Regions from separate parts of the Homo sapiens genome. Here region 2 is linked to region 1. A link is a loop called in an ENCODE intact Hi-C map of the cell type or tissue named here. Cell type or tissue: endothelial cell of umbilical vein. All regions are shown on one strand. Links, peaks and the distances in the headings refer to the core of each region. The heading gives the core; the rest is flanking DNA.

What was found. Peaks named below come from ENCODE experiments on the same cell type or tissue, not always from the same donor. Only the 100,000 strongest peaks of a DNase experiment are listed, where the experiment ranks them.
Region 2: it touches region 1 in a loop (5-fold over the local background); 1 of 110 quality-filtered maps calls a loop at or near these places.

Annotation. Positions count from the first base shown.
Region 1 is chr7:87,707,075-87,717,463 of GRCh38, reverse strand. It overlaps RUNDC3B (RUN domain containing 3B), which reads right to left. Exons shown (of 11, transcript NM_001134405.2): 4 at 6,809-6,894. It also overlaps a transcript of ABCB1 not described here. Among named protein-coding and RNA genes, the nearest start is that of RUNDC3B, 84 kb to the right of the region's middle. In endothelial cell of umbilical vein, for the core only: no CTCF peak of the experiment used is centred there; DNase peaks (open chromatin) are centred at 4,203 and 4,633; H3K27ac peaks cover 1,945 bases.
Region 2 is chr7:87,640,747-87,651,135 of GRCh38, reverse strand. It overlaps RUNDC3B (RUN domain containing 3B), which reads right to left. Exons shown (of 11, transcript NM_001134405.2): 2 at 199-314. It also overlaps a transcript of ABCB1 not described here. Among named protein-coding and RNA genes, the nearest start is that of RUNDC3B, 18 kb to the right of the region's middle. In endothelial cell of umbilical vein, for the core only: no CTCF peak of the experiment used is centred there; no DNase peak of the experiment used is centred there; H3K27ac peaks cover 1,209 bases.

The DNA of each region.
Region 1 (10,389 bases), core at 976-8,975:
TGGTCTCTCTTGAAAATTTTTTACCAAAAAATATTATTTTTATTTAGTAATTATGTGTTTCTCAATTTAGATAAATTGATAAAGCAAATATTGTTTATTTTTTGCTTTATTGTTCCTTTATTTTTTCTGTTTGTTTTTCTTATCTTGTTTAACATGAAAATTTCATTCATTTATAATTTGTATTTTTATTAATAAAAGGGTTTAGGGCTATAAAACTTTTTCTGGCTACATTCTTGAATGTATTACAGGTGTCCTGATATAGAATACCTCCATTATCCATGATTTTTATTAAAAAACACTTTTGGATTGTATTTTACCTTTAACCCAAGAGTTTAATTTAAAAAGGGAAAGAAAAATGATAGAAGTAGGCCAGGCACAGTGGCTCACACCTGGAATTCCAGCACTTTGGAAGCTGAGGCAAGAGGATACTTGAGCACAGGAGTTACAAACTGCCCTGGGCAACATAGTGAGACTCTGTTTCCACAAACCAGTTTTAAAAGTTAGCCAACTAATTTGGAAAGATGGCTTGAGCCTGAGAGGTCAAGGCTATAGTGAGCCATGACTGTGCCACTGCACTGCAGCCTAGAAGACAGAGTGAGACCCTATCTTAAAAAATCATAGAAGTAATAATATCATAATTATACACAATTAAACTACATTGCAAATACCAAAAATTTTACTTGTTTTAAATTTCTACACTAATCATGTACAGCTGTAACAGTTGTACAGTAAACAGCTGTATATAGCCTTCACTTCTCACTAGACATCTTATCAAAAAAGAACTTAAAATTTATGGGAAAACCTTGCACTTTGTGTTAGAAACTTAGTTTCTTGGCTTTCTTATTCCTATCTGATGGAGGGCAAAGAACTTCACTAGTTTGCAGGCTACGCAGAGACAAATTAGAAAAGAAACATAAAACAGAAATATTTTGTGTATAGCACATTGCCCAAAGATGAGATAAATTGGTCTAAAAATGATATGGTGCAATGGAGACATTTAAGAGCTTGTTAGCAATTCCTACAGGTCCCAAGAGGTTCAAACAGTTCAGAAACAGAACAGAACATGATTCAGTATATTTTCAGAGAATTCAAAAGTTTTTGTAAAGCTCACTCAGGAAATCTTCAGGGAAAAACAAACTTTGCTCCTCTTTTTATTTGGTAACTTTCTATATTCTCAGAATAAGCTTGAAAACCATTTTACGTTGGCTCCAATATCCCACAAATCTGGCAACAGTGACAGGAGTCATGTCATTCTGACAGTTGGACCTGACTAAACTAAGTTAGTGGCCACCAGTGTCTGTCAATTTTAATGATGGTAGGCAGATTTCCCAAAGTGGTAATCACTCTGAACGTGGTTTATTTTTTATTTTTTTAAAAATTAATTAATTAATCAATTAATTTTTGCCTGTTTTTGGCACTTCTAGCAAGTATTCTCTTAGTATTCTTTGTATTCCTACTCTTCCTCTTTGCAAATTGCCTATATGCAATCATCAAGTATTTTAATGATAATTCCTGTCTTTATTTCCGTTACTCTATTCTCTCCTTGTCAGTGACTTTCCTTCCAATATCACGCACTTACTCCATACAGACCGTTTCAAAACTTTTCCATTCTCCATTCCCTCCAGCTTCCCTTCAGTAATTGGTCAGTTAATAAGCCTTTCTGATCAAGTCACCATCTCTCACTGGAATTGTTGCAATAGTCTCTTGACTGGCCTTTCTGATTTTTGCCCTTGCCCTCTACAGTTTATTCCTAACAAGACAACTAGTGTGACAAAGCAATCAATCAATCAGTCAATATTGTCCTTCCTATGATGAAATGCTTCTATTCCAATGGCTTCTGTTGTCTCTAAGAGTTAAAGAGAAATTATTAAAATAGCTATTAATGCCCACATTCTAGTCCTTTAATATATTATATTAATATATTATATATTAAATGTTATATATATAATTAATTATATATAATATAATTATATGTATTATTTATATATTAATATAAATTAATATAATATAATTATATATTATATTAATATAATTATATATTAAATATATTATATTAAATATTAAATATATTATATTATATTGATTATATAATTATTATAAATTAATTATATATAATTATTATAAATTAATTATATATAATTATTATAAATTAATTATATATAATTATTATAAATTAATTATATATAATTATTATAAATTAATTATATATAATATAATTATATATATAAAGTCCTTATATATTAAATATTATATATTTATAATATTATATATATAATATTTATATTTCCCTCATCCTTTATAGCATTTCACACTACCTGTGGCTTCACTGGAGTTATTGCATTGAATTTGCTGCCTTTTACTTAAGTCAAACTTTTTGCTCACAGTGAAAGGAATAGAGAAAGATGTAGGGAGACCCCCTGAAACTATTGCTACAGAATAAAAGATGAAATGCTCCTAATTATTGTAAATACAAAATTGCATGCAGTATTGTGTAAAGACAATGCCAGGTTGGACTGCCAGAATGAGCCAACAGCGCGTGACGTGCTTCCCCCTGCAGAGAGCCTATGAATGGACGTGCGGTCAGGGAGGTTTCACATCACCAAGATTCCTATCCCAGAAAAGCAGATGTTCATAGCTCTAGGAATGGAATGCGACCCTTGTGGAGAGCCTATAAACGGATGCATGGGGCGGGGGGGTGCCTGTCCATATGGATAAGATAGGGCTATAAACGTCCTCATCTTGCCATGGCTCTTCTACACCTCTTTAGGGTTAAGGCATACTCCTTTCTGAGAATTTCTCGTCTAACCAGTTGTCTATCTTCACGTCCTATTTCCATGGATTGTTTGTAACCAGCTTTTGTTGCAACTGTTACTGCTGATTAATATCTTGCTAATCATAGGTTATGGAAAGATTGTGTTTCTGTTTTAAGGCTCTGTTAGAAATTACTAACACACACACTATATTGTAAATTCTTATCTCTGTATACTGTACTTCTCCATACAAATGTACTGTACTTCTATATACAAATGTTATGTTAAAGAATTACTTCATCCCCATGTGACCATCTCACCTCATAATCAAATGACCCTAAATCCCTCACTAACCTACCCCTGCCCTCACTAAACTTAATAATAAATGCTGGTATATCCAGTGCATTGTTGGCACCGTGGGACCAGAAGGTAGTGACCCCCCTGGACCCAGCTTTCACTATCTTGTGTGTGTCTATTATTTCTCAACCTGCCGATCCGCCTAAGAACAAAGAGAGAGCCCCGTTGCATTGCAGGCTGCTGGCCAGATCCCACAATACATACACAGATTCCAAAATGCATTCTTAACTCTTAAAAGATTTTGGTTACTTATCACTATTCTGTCTACTTTTCTGTAATTGAGAAAAGTATTTGTCAACTCATTTTTTCTCTCTGTGACAGCTCAGTCATTTACAAAGTTTTATTTTATACTTTACTCCTTCCTTCAATTTGTGCTAAAACATTGTGAAAATTAACATTTCTTTGGAACACAACTTTTTCATTATAAATTAAATACTGATATAATTGCAAAGTAAACAAATGAATTTCCATAAAGCTAATTTATCTTTATATTTTCCATACTTATTACTTCAAATTCTTGTTACATTTTCAATTTTGTTTGAAATATCATATGGTATTTTAAATTGAAATTTACTAATTATTTTTTAGCCAGTGGATAAAGAGAAATTAAAAATTTGAACAAATTAATTCAATTTTTACTTCACTTCTCATTTGAAGGTCTTCCCAGTAACCTACCAAAAGAAGTCTCTCTCTTTTTTTTTTTTTTTTTTAGCTTAGATTCTAATCTTCATTCTGCCTATTCTGGCTAAACTTCTCAACTCTGGCTATTTTTCAATTATACCCCAATCCCTAAGCCATGTAACTCTTCGAGGTTTTTGTTTGTTTTTTCAACTGCTCATTAAGACGTCCTACACCTTAGCAAAAAGATCACACATATTTCTTCAATGCTTTGGAGCCATAGTCATGTACTCAAAATTTATTTTATCTCTACTCCCACCCTTCCTCCACCCAAACTTATCCTTGGGTTTTCACTGATTAGTGCTTTCAAGCCTGCCTGCCTTAGTTCATGTAGCTCCTCCTCTGGTACTGGGATAAACACTTGTATTACCATTTTAAAGGCTATCATTACTCTTTACCTGTGAAGAGTAGAACATGAAGAAATCTACTTTATTCAGATATTCTCCAGATTCCTAAAGATTAGAGATCATTTCTCATTCTCCTAGGAGTACTCACTTCAGGAAGCAACCAGATAAAAGGTAAGGTACAAATACTCTTTCTAATTGTTTGTATTTTACAAATCTAATCTTATGAATATATTTGTCTTGACTAGAAGTTTGCAATCAAATTTAATTAGAATTAAGAATTTCTTTGGTTTCATCTCAGTAAAAAAAATTAGTGTAAATAGGGGGAGAAAAATAAGATTTTTTTGCCGCATTTTTTAGTTAACTTCTAAGATAAAAACTTTGAAATAACTCCCTACTTACTTCCTTTCTTAAGAGTTCCAAAGCCATTATATTCACATTTAAATCCTATTATTCGATAAATGTGTATGTGTAAATATTATATGTATGTGTGCATATATCTATGTATCAGATACATATATATGACATTGTACGCCAAGCCATGTTTCTGTTTGAAGACTGTATGTTTATGTATGGTTACAGGAATATTTTTACTTCATGTACTTTTTTAGAGCTGAATCATTTCCTTTCTATGAAAAAGCATGGTTAACACTTAAGAACAAGGCAGAAAGCATTTCCTTTAAATATTTAAACTACTTGTTCTAAAAATAATCTATTGAAGAATTATTTCTACCCCACCCAATCATTTAAACTAAGAAACAAGACTAACAATTTAGAGAGATTATTAATTATTTAATTTCTATTTGGAAAAGACTATCATAACTTTGATTCAATATTCTACTTGCATAGGAAATGATTACTATGCAAACTTGATTTTGATTTAATTAATGTAGGATTTTTAGATTTGAGCTACTCGATTCTGATACGATTCTTTGTTTTCATTTTCAAAGCCTTAGTATCCTCAATGCTTATCAAGTTTCATAATGAAACTTAGTAATGATAAATGTTTCATTTTATAAAGTTCATTTCAAATGTCTAAGGTTTTATCATCATCTCACTGTTTATCTTTAGAAATATCTCGAGTGTCATGTTGCTTGAAAAGAAGTTAAATAAGTATATATCAGATTTACTTTATGCAAATATTTCTTTCAGCCAAAAGTCTTTCTATCCTGGTCAAACTTACAATCATGACAATTATTTTCTTTGTATCTCAAAATTAAAAGTTTACTATTATATTACCAATAAAGATAGAGGCAACTAAATAAAGATACTTAATTAGTACCAGCTAGTTAGTTGAAAGAATGTGTCATAATAAATGCCCAGATTTTCTCAAAATCCAGAATGTCAAACCCTGTATTAGGATATGGAAGTTAAGATCTCAGAGATATGATTTCTTTGTGCTTATTTTTTTCTATCAAAACTAGTTTATAGTTGTAATTATTTTCTTTTCTTTCAGAAATATGATTAATGAGGTAGAAAAAAGAACGGTAGTTTAGAAATATCTCAGGCAGCTCCGACCAATAGAACCTTCTGTGATGAGGAAAACACTCTAAATCTGTCCAATTGGGTTACCATTAGCTACATGTGGCAATGGGACATCTGAAATGTGATACAGCACTTGAGAAACTAAATTTGCAATTTTATGTAATATTAATTAATTTAAATTTATACATGGCATGTGTTAGTGGCTACATTAAACAGTTTATGTCTAAGTTATTAAAATTATTAAATCTTTTCATTTACAAATACTTTTGATTTGAAGAAAAGTGGCTTTACAAATAAAGATCAGCAGATGAGTGCTAATTAGGAATGACTGTTGTCCTAATATGTACCCTTTTCTACCATCATAAAAAATCAACAAAGTCCTATTTTTCACATGGCACAGGATGTCATCTTTATACAATCCAAGAAAAACAATGGTTTAGATTGTTCTAAAAAGATAAGCAATAACTAATTATACATATGAATTAAATAAGTAAATTATTAATTTTATATATATATATTTTTTGAGACAGAGTTTCTCTCTTGTTGCTCAGGCTGCGGTGCAATGGCTCAATCTCGGCTCTCCACAACCTCTGCCTCCTGGGTTCAAACTATTCTCCTACCTCCGCCTCCCGAGTAGCTGGGATTACAGGCATGCACCACCATGCCTGGCTAATGTTGTATTTTGAGTAGAGACGGGGTTTATCCATGTTGGTCAGGCTGGTCTTGAACTCCAGACCTCAGGTGATCTGCCAGCCTCGGCCTCCCAAAGTGCTGGGATTATAGGTGTGAGCCACCGTGCCCGGCCAATGTATATTCTTTACAAGCAAAAAAATAAGGAAATACTGAGGTGAAAAGAAAAAAGATGCTATTGAAATTTCATACTTAAATTCAAATCCATCAGGGAATAGTCTATGGGGAGAATGAAGCTTCAAGAGTTGAAAGAGTATGAATCAGAAATGATTTAGAAAAAGGATATTCCAGGCGTAATGTGTATCTTTTTACAGAAAGGTAGATGTATGTTTAGTTGACAAATTACATTTTCCTAAGAAGACAGTGGATTTATCTGAGTAGTAACAAAAGGAGGAAATAAAACAGTTGAGGATTTTAGAAATTGATTCTTCATCCTATTCTGATTTCTGAGTCTTCAGGTGATTCTTTCAAATATATATTAGAAAATTAAAAGGACTTTTAAACCTGGTTGTTTTGAAGTCTCTCAGAGCTGTAGAGATGTATTCAGATAAATGTTTTTCCATGAGTGCTACTCTGATCCAGGCTCTACCCTAAAAGGAAGAAGAAAGAATCAAATATAAAAAAAATTAAAAAAATATTTTGCCACTGTGCCATCAAAAATATTTTAATATGTAAAGAACAGCCATTCAAAATATACATTTGATAACGACTAAGAAAAATGTTTAAGTAGATAAAAATAGGTAAATTTTGATTATCTAGAGTATATATTTTGTTTCTCTGAATATGTAGGGTACAGCATGTCAAACTAACTTTCTATCCTCTGAAGGGACAGAACGTTAATACTGAGTTACTTGGGTTAGAGACTTCTTTTGAATTACATGATGTAATTATATAAGATATAACTCTCTACTTCAATACCGCAAATCAACAAACTAATTAAAATGAGCCCTCTCATAAATCATGAAAAACAGAGTTCTCTCTCATTAATGAAAATAATCAGTCTAACATCACTTATTTAAGAAAATTTTCAATCCTATCCTTTCAGTGGGAGGTTTTATACAACTAGTAATAAAATCCAAATTTCATTATATATAATGAATCCAAATCATGAGCTATTGAATTTGGGTGTCCCCAGAGAATTCTAAAAGCTATTACCAAATATTTAAACTAGAAAAACAAACAACAACAACAAAAAACAGAAGCCAGCATATTCTAGCACAGAATCACAGAAACAGACAATTCTTACTAAAAGTAATTAATTTTCTTACGGACTTTCTATTTAGAACTAAAGAATATAAGAGATCATATTTGTAGTAAGAACTTCATAAATCAATTATTTTCATTTTCACTCAACTCTTTCACAAATCTCTAAAAAACTTCATGAAGACTAAATACATAGAAAATTGAAACACTGCAATGGCAGTATAAAGGTGACACTAATCAATATATATGATTGTCAACTACCAGAAAGGGAAAAAACATACTCTAGAAATGTCTGCAAGTCTAGTGAATTCACCAAACTATGGGATAGGAAAGGTCACAAAGGAGTCAATATAGGCAGTAGTTAAAACCTGTCAGGCTAGAAGCAGCAGTACTACTGGGAAGAAAATGAATGATAAGGGTATGGTTAGCATGCGAGTCAATTTACCTACCAAGCTCAACATCCCTTTTAGCTTGCCCTGTGCTCAGTCCATTGTTCCTTCTGAGTAAGCCTAGGGGAACCTGCAGTTAGCTGTAGCTGATTGGAACAGAGGAAGGAAGAGGCAAGCTACTGGCTGGCCAGTAGTCTCAAAATTCTCTCTTGAAATTTCATCTAAAAGACACAGAAACTAGTAGCGGTGTCTTGAATCAAAAGGCTACAATTTCACCAATGAAGTCAAGAAAGTTGCTCTCCAGAGACAATTCAGCACAGGAGACTATGCTGTTACTAGATAAGAAATGTAGGGAAAATCTTGCTTCCTGATTTATTAATTTCAATCCATACAAAACTGGGCTGCATTTAGTTTCCTGTATTTGAATGTGTATGGAATCCTGTTATATTATAAGGATAAGTTGTGCTAATTTTAATGGTTTCTTTTCTTTAACAAAGGAACTTTTAATAGAACAGAAGACAAACAGACTTATAAAGATTGTTTGGGCCAAGAAGTAGAACAACTTAAAAACTAGATTAAGGAATTTAGATGTTTTCAGTTGATAAGGGTGATCCATAAAATGAAGGTTTATGAAAAAATAAGTAAAAGTAATCAAGATTTAAAAATGTAATTAATATGTGCTAAGCCCTGTTTTAGAGCTTTATATACATTAAGAAGATAAGTAATCCTCCCAATAATTGTGTGAGTTAGGTTACAATACTATCCCTACTTTATGCACAAATGAAAAACAGACACAATTAGAAGAGAAGAAATTCATTTTACCACCACCAAACTGACCAGCCTAATTATGTTAATACCTATACACTCCACCTTCTTTCCTGTTTCAGGGAATGAGCTGTCAGCATTTAAGAGAGTTTAAAAAAAGAAAAAAAAGCACAGAGTGGGAAAATTAAAATTAAATTATAAATATCTGACAGACAACTCTTATCCATAAAATACAATTAACTCTTAAAAACCCATAAGAAGAAAACAATTTAAAAATGGGCTTGCAATGGGATGATTTTTAACTATAGATTACATTTCTTTAGCAAAAATATCACATATCCAGATATTTCCATCCTTTTCGTGTTAGTTTTGGTGAGTAATTTTTTAAAAGAAATTTCCCATTTCTTCTAAATTTTCAAATTTATATAATAGATGTGAAGTTATTCATAATATCCTCTTTTAGGATTTTTAATGTCTGTGAGATATACACACTTGGCCTCTTCTTCATTCCTCATATCGGTAATTTATATTATCTTTTGATCTTCTTGAATAGTCTTGCTAGAAGCTTATCAACTGCATTAATCTTTTTAAAAACACTTTTAGTTTGGTTGATTTTCTTATATATTTGTTTCAATTTTATTGAATTTTTACTGTTATTTCTTTCCTTCTACTTTGACTTTAATGTATTTCTTTTTTCATAGCTTCTTGAGATGAAAGTTTTGGTAACCAATTTCCAGCCTCTATTCTTTTTTAAAATACACAAAAGCCTATTTAAGCCTATTCCTCTAAGCACAAGTTTTTATATGTTATATTTTCATTATCAGTACTTTCCAAATATTTTTCAATTTCAATTGTGATTTATTTTTTCATCCATGGGTTATTTAGAAGTTCTCCTCAGTTTCACTCATATAAACATTTTCTAGTCATTTTTCCATATTTTTGATTCTAGCTTAATTCCACTGTGGTTAGAGAACATACTTTACACAATTTCAATCCTCTGCAATTCACTGAGATAAACTATGGCTCAGAAAATGGTCAATTTAATATAACTCCACTGGGTGTATGATAAGAATGTATATTTTGCAGTATTTATTTTATTTTATTTTATTTATTTATTTTATTTTATTTTATGACAGGGTCTTGCTCTATCACCCAGGCTGGAGTGCAGTGGTGCGATCTAAGCTCACTGCAACCTCTGCCTCACAAGCTCAAGTGACCCTCCCACCTCAGCCTCCTGAGTAGCTGGGGCTACAGGTGCGTGCCACCACACCTGGCTAATTTTTGTATTTTTTGTGGAGACTGGGTTTCGCCATGTTGCCCAGAATGGTCTTGAAATCCTGAGCTCAAGTGATCTGCTCACCTTGGTCTCCCAAAGTGCTGGGATTAAAGGCCATCACACCCGGCCTTTGAATTTTAACATATTCCAATAATCTAGTAATTTTATGTATTTCAGTTGTCTAGTAATATTCATATTTATTTCCATTTTCTTGAACCTATTATAATTGCTTAAAAGTCCAAAGTCTCTATCACCCATAGGTTTGTTTCAATTGTCTTTTTCATTTTTCTTGATTTCAGTCATTCAATCTTGTTTCTTGATGTGCCTGATGATTTTTTACTGTATACTAGACATTCTGTATGAAAATTTATAGCAACTCTGAGGCTACCTTTCTCCAGAGTAGATTTTTCTTTTGGCAGTCAGTCAGAGTACTAGAAAATCACCTCACAATT
Region 2 (10,389 bases), core at 859-8,858, 66 kb after region 1:
AACATTTTCAATGCATCCCAGAAATAGGTGTAAATCTGAGAACAGAGGCTCTTTCGTAGTCACACAGGCCAAAAGATTTGACATTTCACATTATAGAATGTTGGCTATCTAAGTCACACAGACTGTATGATTTCTAAAATTTCAAGCTTATTATAAAGACAGCTGGTGGGAAAATAAATAGTACATTAGTGCTTTTACCTTTTAGCCGGTGGCTTAAAATCTGTTCCAAAATAGCTGCAAAATTGTTAAATTCAGGAGAAGAATCATCAATTGTCTCAAAGCAAGACCGATCAATCAGGGTCTTCACAGAAAACCTATGAAAAAAAGATTATTGTTGCTTTTAGGCAGAGTTGATTCATTCCCTAAGTATGAAAAAAATGGGAGGAAGGCAATTTGGGGAAGAGTTGTAAAAATATTTTACAAGAGTATAACATCTGAAAAACCCCATTTATTCAAATTTACTCTGTAAATGGAAATTTTTACAGAAAGGAGTCTTTTTATTGATATATTTCCTATTTCCTCTGGTCAGAATGTTTGTGTACTCCCAAAATTCATATGTTGATACCTAATCTCCAAAGCAATAGTATTAAGGGTGGGTGCCTTTGGGAGGTGATTGGATAATGAGGGCAGAGCTTTCATGTACAGAATTAGTACTCTTATAAAAGAGGCCTGAGGGAGCTTGTTTGCCTCTTCTGCCATGTAAAGACACACAGAAGGTGTCATCTATGAGGAATGGGCTCTCACCAGACACCCAATCTGATGGTGCCCCGATCTCAGCCTTCCCAGCCTGCAGAACTGTGAGCAATAAATTTCTGTTGTTTATAAATTACCTGGTTTAAGACAATTTGTTAAAGCAGCCTGAAAGGACTAAGAAAGTATCTACTGAAAAAACTAAGACTCAGAAATAGCTAATTGTCCCCATTAAAATCAAAATGTGACCTAACTAAATTAACTCCAAAATACTCAAAAACAGTAATACTACTTGTAAGAAATTTGAGCTGCAGACTCAAATGCTTTTGAGAGTTTCTGAGCACAAAATAGAATAAAATAGGACGTGAGCATTAATGAGAAGAATACGTCTGTATTAGTCTGTTTTCACACTGCTAATAAAGACTTACCCGTGACTGAGTAATTTATAAAGGAAAGAGATTTAATTGACTCACTGTTCTACATGGCTGGGAAGGCCTCACAATTATGGCAGAAGATGAAGGAAGAGTAAAGGGTTGTCTTACATGGCAGCACGCAAGAGAGCATGTGTAGGGGAACTCTCCTTTATAAAACTATCAAATCTTGTGAGACTTATTCACTACTACAAGAACAGCATGGGAAAGGCCCGCTGCCATGATTCAATTACCTACCACTGAGTCCCTCCCACAACACATAGGAATTATGGGAGCTACAATTCAAGATGAGATTTGGATGGGGTCACAGACAAACCATTTCAACATCCAAAATTTTTATGAGCTTATAAATAGCAAAACCTGCAAATCTGTAAAGTGTACTATATTTTTCCTTATCAGAATGTCCTTTGTCTCTATTTTTGACTGTCAAAAATCAATGTATTTTCCAAGTCTCAACTCAAATGTCATCTTCTCAATGGAGAATTATCCACCTGCATATTCCTAGCACAAACAAACATTTTATTTGCATTTATTTCCCTTAAGAGAAAATTACAATTTATCTTACTGCTACCATTTGTGTTTTCAATCTTCATCTTATTAGGACACAATTCCTTCAGGCAGAACCACGCTTTCTGAACTATGTATCTCCCTCAGCACCTAGGACAATGCTTTGAACGTTGTACCCAGTAGGTACCTGTTGATTTATTTGTAAGCTCTATTTTGAAAGAATGGTAAATAAATGTTTAAACGTCCTATCATGGCAAGACCCAACATATAGTTTATGGGTTTTAACATGTGTAGATTCATATAACCACTATCAAAATCAGGATACAAAACAGTCCTGTCACCTCAAACAACTCCCTCATGCTCTTTATAGTAATATCCTATAAAGGATGGTATATGAGTGCCTAAGACAGTGGGGAATCAAGAAGATAAGGGGAGCTGTTAAAGAATTAGAAATAAAAACTATAAAGGAGATAAAAGAGTACAAGCTTTTTTTAAGGTTTTACTCTTGATAGTTATGCTATTCAATCCGGACAGAAAATACAGGAGACAGGCATAAAGGGAAATATAGAAAGATTTGTTTATATAGGTTATATCTAGTATTCACCATATTAGAAATTGAACTAAAAGATTTTAAATATAGGCAGTCCTCACTTAGCACAGCAGTACAGGACCATAACAGTAACTCTGCAAGTTGAAACCATGCAAAATAATCTTTATAATTAAGTAAAAATTATAATTTTCCTGTGACCTTTATAAATTTTTGTCAAAACATTAAAAACTTTCTTACAACCAGTTATATCGGGAAATAAAAAATACTAAAACATTTATTTAGTACACTTTAAAACATTAGAAACACTGAGAATTCAAGTGTTTTACTTCTCTGTAAGAAACTTATGAAGAGTAATCTGAACAGTGCTTGCCTCATTCTTCTCATTTATACAACTTAAGATATAGTGTAAGCCTCTTTTTTTTTTTGTCTTTTGGCAAACTGCCATATTTCTTGAACTAGCTTCCAATATGTTTTCCTTTACACTTTCAATGCTGTGAAATACCTCTGAGAAGCCCTTTAATGTGAAGTGTTCTGTCAGTGTCACTTCCTCTGGGACATTTTCATCCTTTCTGTTGCAACCACTTTCCTCATTTTTATATGAACATTTGCCTCCACTAAGTTCCTTTGGCTGCATATCTAGATTCTCTTAAACAGGAGAAATGTGCACATTCCCATGATCAATGATTTCTTCTGTAACTCCCTTTATATTCATGCAAATCTCACTTTGAGCATTATCATTTTCCATTTCTTTCTTTCTTTTTTTTTTTTTTTTTGAGACAGAGTCTCGCTCTGTCACCCAGGCTGGAGTGCAATGGTGTGATCTTGGCTCACTGTAAGCTATGCCACCCCGGTTCACGCCATTCTCCTGCCTCAGCCTCCTGAGTAGCTGGGACTACAGGCGCCCACCACCAAGCCCGGCTAATTTTTTGTATTTTTTAGTAGAGGCGGGGTTTCACCATGTTAGCCAGGATGGTCTCGATTTCTTGACCTCATGATCCACCTGCCTTGGCCTCCCAAAGTGTTGGGATTACAGGCATGAGCCACCGTGCCTGGCCTATCATTTTCCATTTCTTTTCTGTACTTTCATCTCTGCAAGTTGGCCAATTTACTCTTTTTGATTATCCATTTTCAGATGCATAGGGACAAATCCTAGACAGACTTTGAAAGAAGTGATATTATTGGTGTCTGATCATGATGTGTATTTGTTAGTTATGTAATGGTTTGTGGACTAAAGAGCTAGTGGCAAAATGTGTATTTTATGCAACTACTCACAACTGAATTACAATGGTAATTCAAATTGAAACCACGTTATTGTAGGACTGATGTTACTTAACTAAATTATGAAATACTGGAACCATGCAAAGTAAGAACTGCCTGCATTTATTTACTAATTATAAACAAAATAAATTCATTACATGTTGCATAAAAATATATTTTTATGAAACTTATATTTTCCAAAAGAAAAATGTAGCAATGTTTACATGTTTGCAAATATCTTTAATGTGTTTAATAGAAGACAATTAGATTATATTACTGCTTTTGCATTCAAGCTATTATAATAGCACACATTATGTAGCTTCTGGAAAACTCCAGCATACACTTCTTAGAAAATGGGAATTTTTAATAAAAAAGACAAAGAAAATGACAATAACAACAACAAAAGAGAATGGAAATTTTAAAAGGCAAATAATGTCTTAGAATACTTAAGAAAATAATTTTGACTTTGTGGACCTCTGAAAGCATCTGGGTCCAGAAGTACACTTTCAGAAATGCCACCCTATGGCATTCTTGTTGTGTAATGAAATAACTCTCCTATGAAACGAGAATGATACAAATTACATACCATTACATATATATGGGATAATGGAAAATATAATCACTCAAATAATTTTCAGTCTTCTTTGGTTCAGATGAACCCTGATTGAGGAATGCTGAGATAGATTAATGTTCAACTACATAGTATTATCTACAACAGCAACTGGAGCTCAATGGAATAAATTATCATGCAATAACGGGAAATAACATATAGGAAGTAACACTGATAAAGTTAGTTTCTTGTACCTAACGGATAGTCAAGTTAGACAAATGCCAGATGTAATGCATAGTAAATGGATAGAAACAAAAAGATAAAGAGAAAACAGATTTAAAAGGGACTTGAAAACTTTTATTTCCTACGTCCATCTCAGTGACAATACACAAGAATAATGCTGCCAATCCCTGGCAAACTTTTAATAAGAAATAATAAGTACAGTGTGTAGGAAAAGGAAATGAGAAATGTTTCTAAAATGAATAAATAAAAAGCACACAATCTCCACCTCCACCTCCACCTTTGACCTGAATAGAAGGAAATTTCTGAATGTATTTCTCTAATCTTCATTCAGTAGAATGGAATAAGAAAGCTAACTCTGCATCCACACTGCTCAAGGAAGGAATAATCTACTGCTTGTAAAAATTATGCCATTTAAGATAGTAATGCATCTCCATAAAATACACCAAAACTTATATTTGAAAACAAAATTAACAAAGTGCTTAATTCATCAAAAATAAAAATCTAGGTTAGAACTCAATTTCCACCTTTAACAGTCTGATAAGATTTTAGTCACTATGTTCTCCAGGAATAACACTAGATTACTTAACAAACTATTTACTTTGTAAAATGTAGTGGGAAGAAAAAGCCATGGCTATTAGTGCATATATTTTCATATCATCAAGAGACCTATATGGATCAATCAGTAGTCAACAAAATGCACAAATATTTTTCTACATTACTCATAGGTTACGTTCCTACAGAAGATACTATCTGTGTCATAAAAACATAAAATGTCAAATATCAGAGCACTAAATTACTTTAAACTCAACAGCTAACTAAAAACTAAAACAAAAGCGAAGTCCAAATATCCCAAAGCATATCCTTAGACACAATTTCTATGATTTTCAAGCATAAAGACATTTAAGGGTGAGAAAGCATTACAAAAATTTCTATTATATCAAAGTCAGTAATGAAGAAAAATAATGTTCTCCAGCTTTGCTTCATCATTCATATCCTGCTCTCCTCCCTCCAACACAACCCAAAATTTCAGAAGGCAAATCAATCCCTTAGAGTCTATGCTTCACTTTCAGCTAACCGATTCTTCCCACTCAATACTCACTTCTCTAAAATCATATAGCTAGTCATGAGTATATGCCAGAGTAATGAGAATCTGTCCTTCATAACACAGTAACTAAGATGTGCTATAAAAATCAAACCTGTAGAAAGAATTTTAATATATCTAAGAAATATCACACAGATGCTGAGCTATTTCCTGATAATGATGACATTAATATTAGTCATCTGTTTCCTAAAAAGGAATGATTTTTAAATAATGAAATGACAATTTGATGAATGTCTAAAAATATCAAATCAAGTCTAAGTAACAGCTTTTACATAAAAATTAAAAATCAAAAGTTTATATAAAAGAGACTTATAATTAAGATTTTGAAATGCAGTTTTTGAAATGTCTCTATTTAAAAAGATTCTCTTTCCCACCTTCAAAGTCCAAGGAAATTTTTGTTAGCTTAGAAATGAGAAACAATGGGCCAGGCGTGGTGGCTCAACCCTGTAATACCTGCACTTTGGGAGGCTGAGGCAGGTGGACAACCTGAGGTCAGGAGTTCAAGACCTGCCTGGCCAACATGATGAAACCCCATCTCTACTAAAAATACAAAAAATTAGCTGGTTGTGGTGGCACATGCCTGTAATCCCAGCTACTCAAGAGGCTGAGGTAGGAGAATCGCTTGAACCCAGGAGGTCGAGGTTGCAGTGATCCGAGATCGTGCCACTGCACTCCGGCCTGAGCAACAAGAGCAAAACTCTGTCTCAAAAAAAAAAAAAAAAAAGAAAGAAAGCATGATTGTGACTAAAACCTTAAAACTTAAGAAAGCATGGACTACCTTTTTCCCTTTGTCATCATAGCAAGAGAAATGAGATGGTTACCAAAACTGTTTAAAACATATTAATTACATCCATATTACATTAATTCCTTCCATAGTTCATAGATTTGTAACATAATTATAATTAAAAATAACTTAAAAATTTTAAATGTGAGGACAAATCAAAAATAATTTTCTTTAATGTCTATAGTTTTTATTAGAAATTATTTTTATAGTGAAAATTCATCTTTAATATTTAATGTTCTGCATTAATATATATATATCCATATATACACAGAGAGAATAAGTAGTAAAAAAAATTATATTCCTATCCCTTTACAACAAGCATATATTATTTGGCCATTTATCCAATATGCTTCAGGAAAAAAAATGTTCAAATAAAATAGATCTTCTTATCTATACCATGTTATATCCCTTTATATGGAATGATATCTGAAGATAACTAATGTACATGAAAACATCTAGAATCATCACATTTCAAAACTTAAAAGGGCTCACAAAGGTTAAAGTCATTAATAAGAGTGATGTTTTTAATAGAACGTAAGTATCCAAAATATGAGACAGAGAACTCTCCACTATTTCAAACCAAATTTACAATATTCCTTATTATATGTCATTGCTGTTAGTAGTCTCTAACACAGGGGTGAGGTAATTATCCTCTGCCATTAAAATAACAGTCAGCATCAATGATCAACAAGGAGATGGCTTCCAAGAGACATGACACAATCCACACCAAACATAATATAAGCAGTGACTATAGGTGATAATAAGCACAATACCCAGAGATATCTGTTCACTGGAAGGCCTATTTTCTCTCTTATATTTTACATCAGAAACACAGAGAATTTTTCAGAATCAACAATTTGCAGGTCTGGGCACGGTGGCTCACGCCTGTAATCCCAACACTTTGGGAGGCCAAGGCGGGTGGATCACCTGAGGTCAGGAGTTTGAGACCAGCCTGGCCAACATGGTGAAACTCCATCTCTACTAAAAATATAAAAATTATCCAGGTATGGTGGCACACACTTGTAGTCCCAGCTACTCAGGAGGCTGAGGCAGGCGAATCACTTGAACCTGGGAGGAACAGGTTGCAGTGAGCCGAGATGGTGCCAGTGCACTCCAGCCTGGGTGAAAGAGCGGAAACAAACAAAAAAAGTAATTTCCCTTCTTTCTTCAAATATTATGCAACTTGCGAATTCTTGGCCGGGCGTGGTGGCTCACGCCTGTAATCCTAGCACTTTGGGAGGCTGAGGCAGGCAGATTGCCTGAGCTCAGGAGTTCGAGACTAGCCTGGGCAATATGGTGAAACCCTGTCTCTACTAAAATACAAAAAAAAAAAATCAGCTGAGCATGGCGGCATGCACCTGCAGTCCCAGCTACTCAGGAGGCTGAGGCAGGAAAATTGCTTGAACCTGGGAGGCAGAAGTTGCAGTAAGCCCAGATCATGCCACTGCACTCCAGCCTGGCAACAGAGCCAGACTCCCTGCCCCGCACCCACACACCCAAAAAAGAATTCTCAAACATCATGTGTATTTTCCTCTTTCTTTTCTAATATAATTTTAATCTATTTAAAATATTTTATAATGAGAAAAAATACCTTTCACATATCCTTTAAGCAGGGGTCTACAGACTGTTGTCCACAGGCCTAATACAACTAGTTAAATGTTTTTGTAAATAAACTTTTATTGGAACCAAAAAAAGTCCCAACCATCTTCCCTGAAATTTGTACCCTGAAACATGAAACTCTCTTCGTGATATTTTATTATCTCAAAAAATTTTACGCAATGTAAAAATCAACTTAAAAATAAAGGAAGAAAGCAGGGCCAGGTGTGGTGGCTCACACCTGTAATCCCAACACTTTGCAAAGCTGAAGCCACAGGATGGCTTGAGGTCAGGAGTTTGAGCAACAAAGCAAGAGCCCATCTCTATAAGGAAATGTAAAAATTAGTCAGGCATGGTGGAAAGAGGCTGTTATTTTAAGCAACTCAGAAGGCTGAGGCAAGAGGACAACTTGAGCCCAGGAATTCAAGGTTACAGTGGGCTATGGTCATGCGTCTACACTCCAGCCTGTGTAACAGAGCAAGACCCTGTCTCTAAAAAGGAAAATTTTAAAAATTAAATAAAGAGACAGATGTGTATTTAAAATATTTTCTCAATCTGTACTGTCAAAATTTATTTTAAAAGAGAATTGTTAATCTAGACACTTAAGAATGGAAATACTATATTATTAACATCTTGTATTGCTATATAAGCAGACTGATGACAGCAGATTGCCAAACATAAAAAATAACGTTAGAAGCACACTCTTAAAATAAAAAAGACAGTTTGCTGAGAATGATGGTTTCCAGCTTCATGCACATGTACCCTAGAACTTCAAGTATAATAAAATATATATGTTAAATAAATAAATAAATAAGGCAAAACTTTCCAAAAAGATTCATCTAAAATTAGTAAGCCATCAAACCAAGAAAACTTCCTATCTTAAAATACATTGGTTTAATCTCATATGAAAGAACTCCCAATTAAAATTATTTTAATAAAGAACACTTTATATACTTGGATCACATATCCCTTGGGAATCCAATTATTCTTTATCCAAGAACAAATGAAAATATTCAAATAGAATACTTTAACATAGTGAGCTTCCTAGTAAGCTAGACATTAAAAGCAGCAATAGAACAACGTGAAGAACAGAAAAAAACCATAACATATAGTCTTCATGGTTTATCAACACTAGAATGCTACGAAAATGAAAGGTCCCAGTTTCTGTCTATGCAAACACACACATCAGCTGACTTGTATCACAGACAATCAAGACAGCACAGTTTTAAAAATATATATATATGTTTTGAAACCAGATATATTTGGGTTTGAATTCTGGCAATGTTAGCCTTAACTATAAAATAAATCTAATTTAAATAAAAATTATTATAATTAAAATTTCCATTATTAGTGATGAAGGCTGAATCTAATATTTTTCCTGCAAAAAGCATATCGTCCACGTATAAATTAAATATATTTTCTTATCATGTTAAGATACAGATGTTTTGTGATTGATTTATGAAAATTTTAAATTGTTATTAATATTAATTTTGAGATTAGACCTGAAATATAACAGAAGATTTGGTTCTGTAAATACTAAGATTTAAAAATCACAAAATCTAATGTTAAATATGAATCTTTGGAGGATATTGTTTTCCTAACCTCTTCTAAAGACAATCACCATCACTGGAGATAACAGACAATAAATCATTTTACTTAGCTAAAACAACAAAATGTGGGCATCATATCCACTTTCTTTCTTTCATAAAATATTTTCAAAACAATATGTATTTTGGAGGATTTGTTTTTGAATATGCAATCTAGTGTCAGAGTAAAAGAGGAAGGCAGGGAAGAAGAGCTCTTTCATTTAGTGCACATTCACAGCTGTCGGCCAGCTTTTGGTAAACAGTAGTTACTGTGATTGTTTACTGTCGCCCCCAAATCAGTGCATTTTGTTGTTTTGGCTTGCTGGAGGAAGGGTGCTAGAAAATATACCAAATCCAAGTTGAAAACCCTGAAAGGCCAGGAGCAAACTGTAGGTTGTTCAAGACTAACCATGGTTAAAACCTAGTCTGGATTCAGCACAGTCCCTGATTGGATGAAAGCAATCAGCTGCTACTCAATCTTATGGAGGAAGATGAACACTAGTAAAGCAAAGTGGTCATTAACCTACACTATTGGCCATGGGTACTAGTAAACTGTTGGCGATATCTTTCTAAAATTAAGTGGTGCATTCCATCTGTTTACTCCACTGTGGTCTATTTCTACTGTATACTATGTTCTTATGAATACTTTGACACAAAATGGTTGACAAAAGGGTAAACATGATAGTACTAAAAGAACAACAAAAGTATTAAAGAAATAACTTAATAAACATTGTGTGGCATTCAATAACATTCTAGATGTGACAAAAGATAGAACATACATGACAAAGAAAGGAGTAAGAGAGAAAAAGCAGACCATAAAAGTAGATATAAAGATAATTCAAAATTCTAAATTAATAAGAACTTTAAGATAAATGTGAGTAATACATTCAAGAGATGAGAAGAAATGAAGTACATAGGTAAAAAGACAGGTTTTTAAAATCAGAGGGTTAGAGTCTATTTTAAAAAATCAAATAAAAATTCTGGAACTACCTGAAATTAAAAACTCATTCAATGGATTAAACAGTAGAATAGACAAAGCATAAGACATAATTAATGAACTAGAAAAGGAGTCAATAGAAAACATACAAGCTGA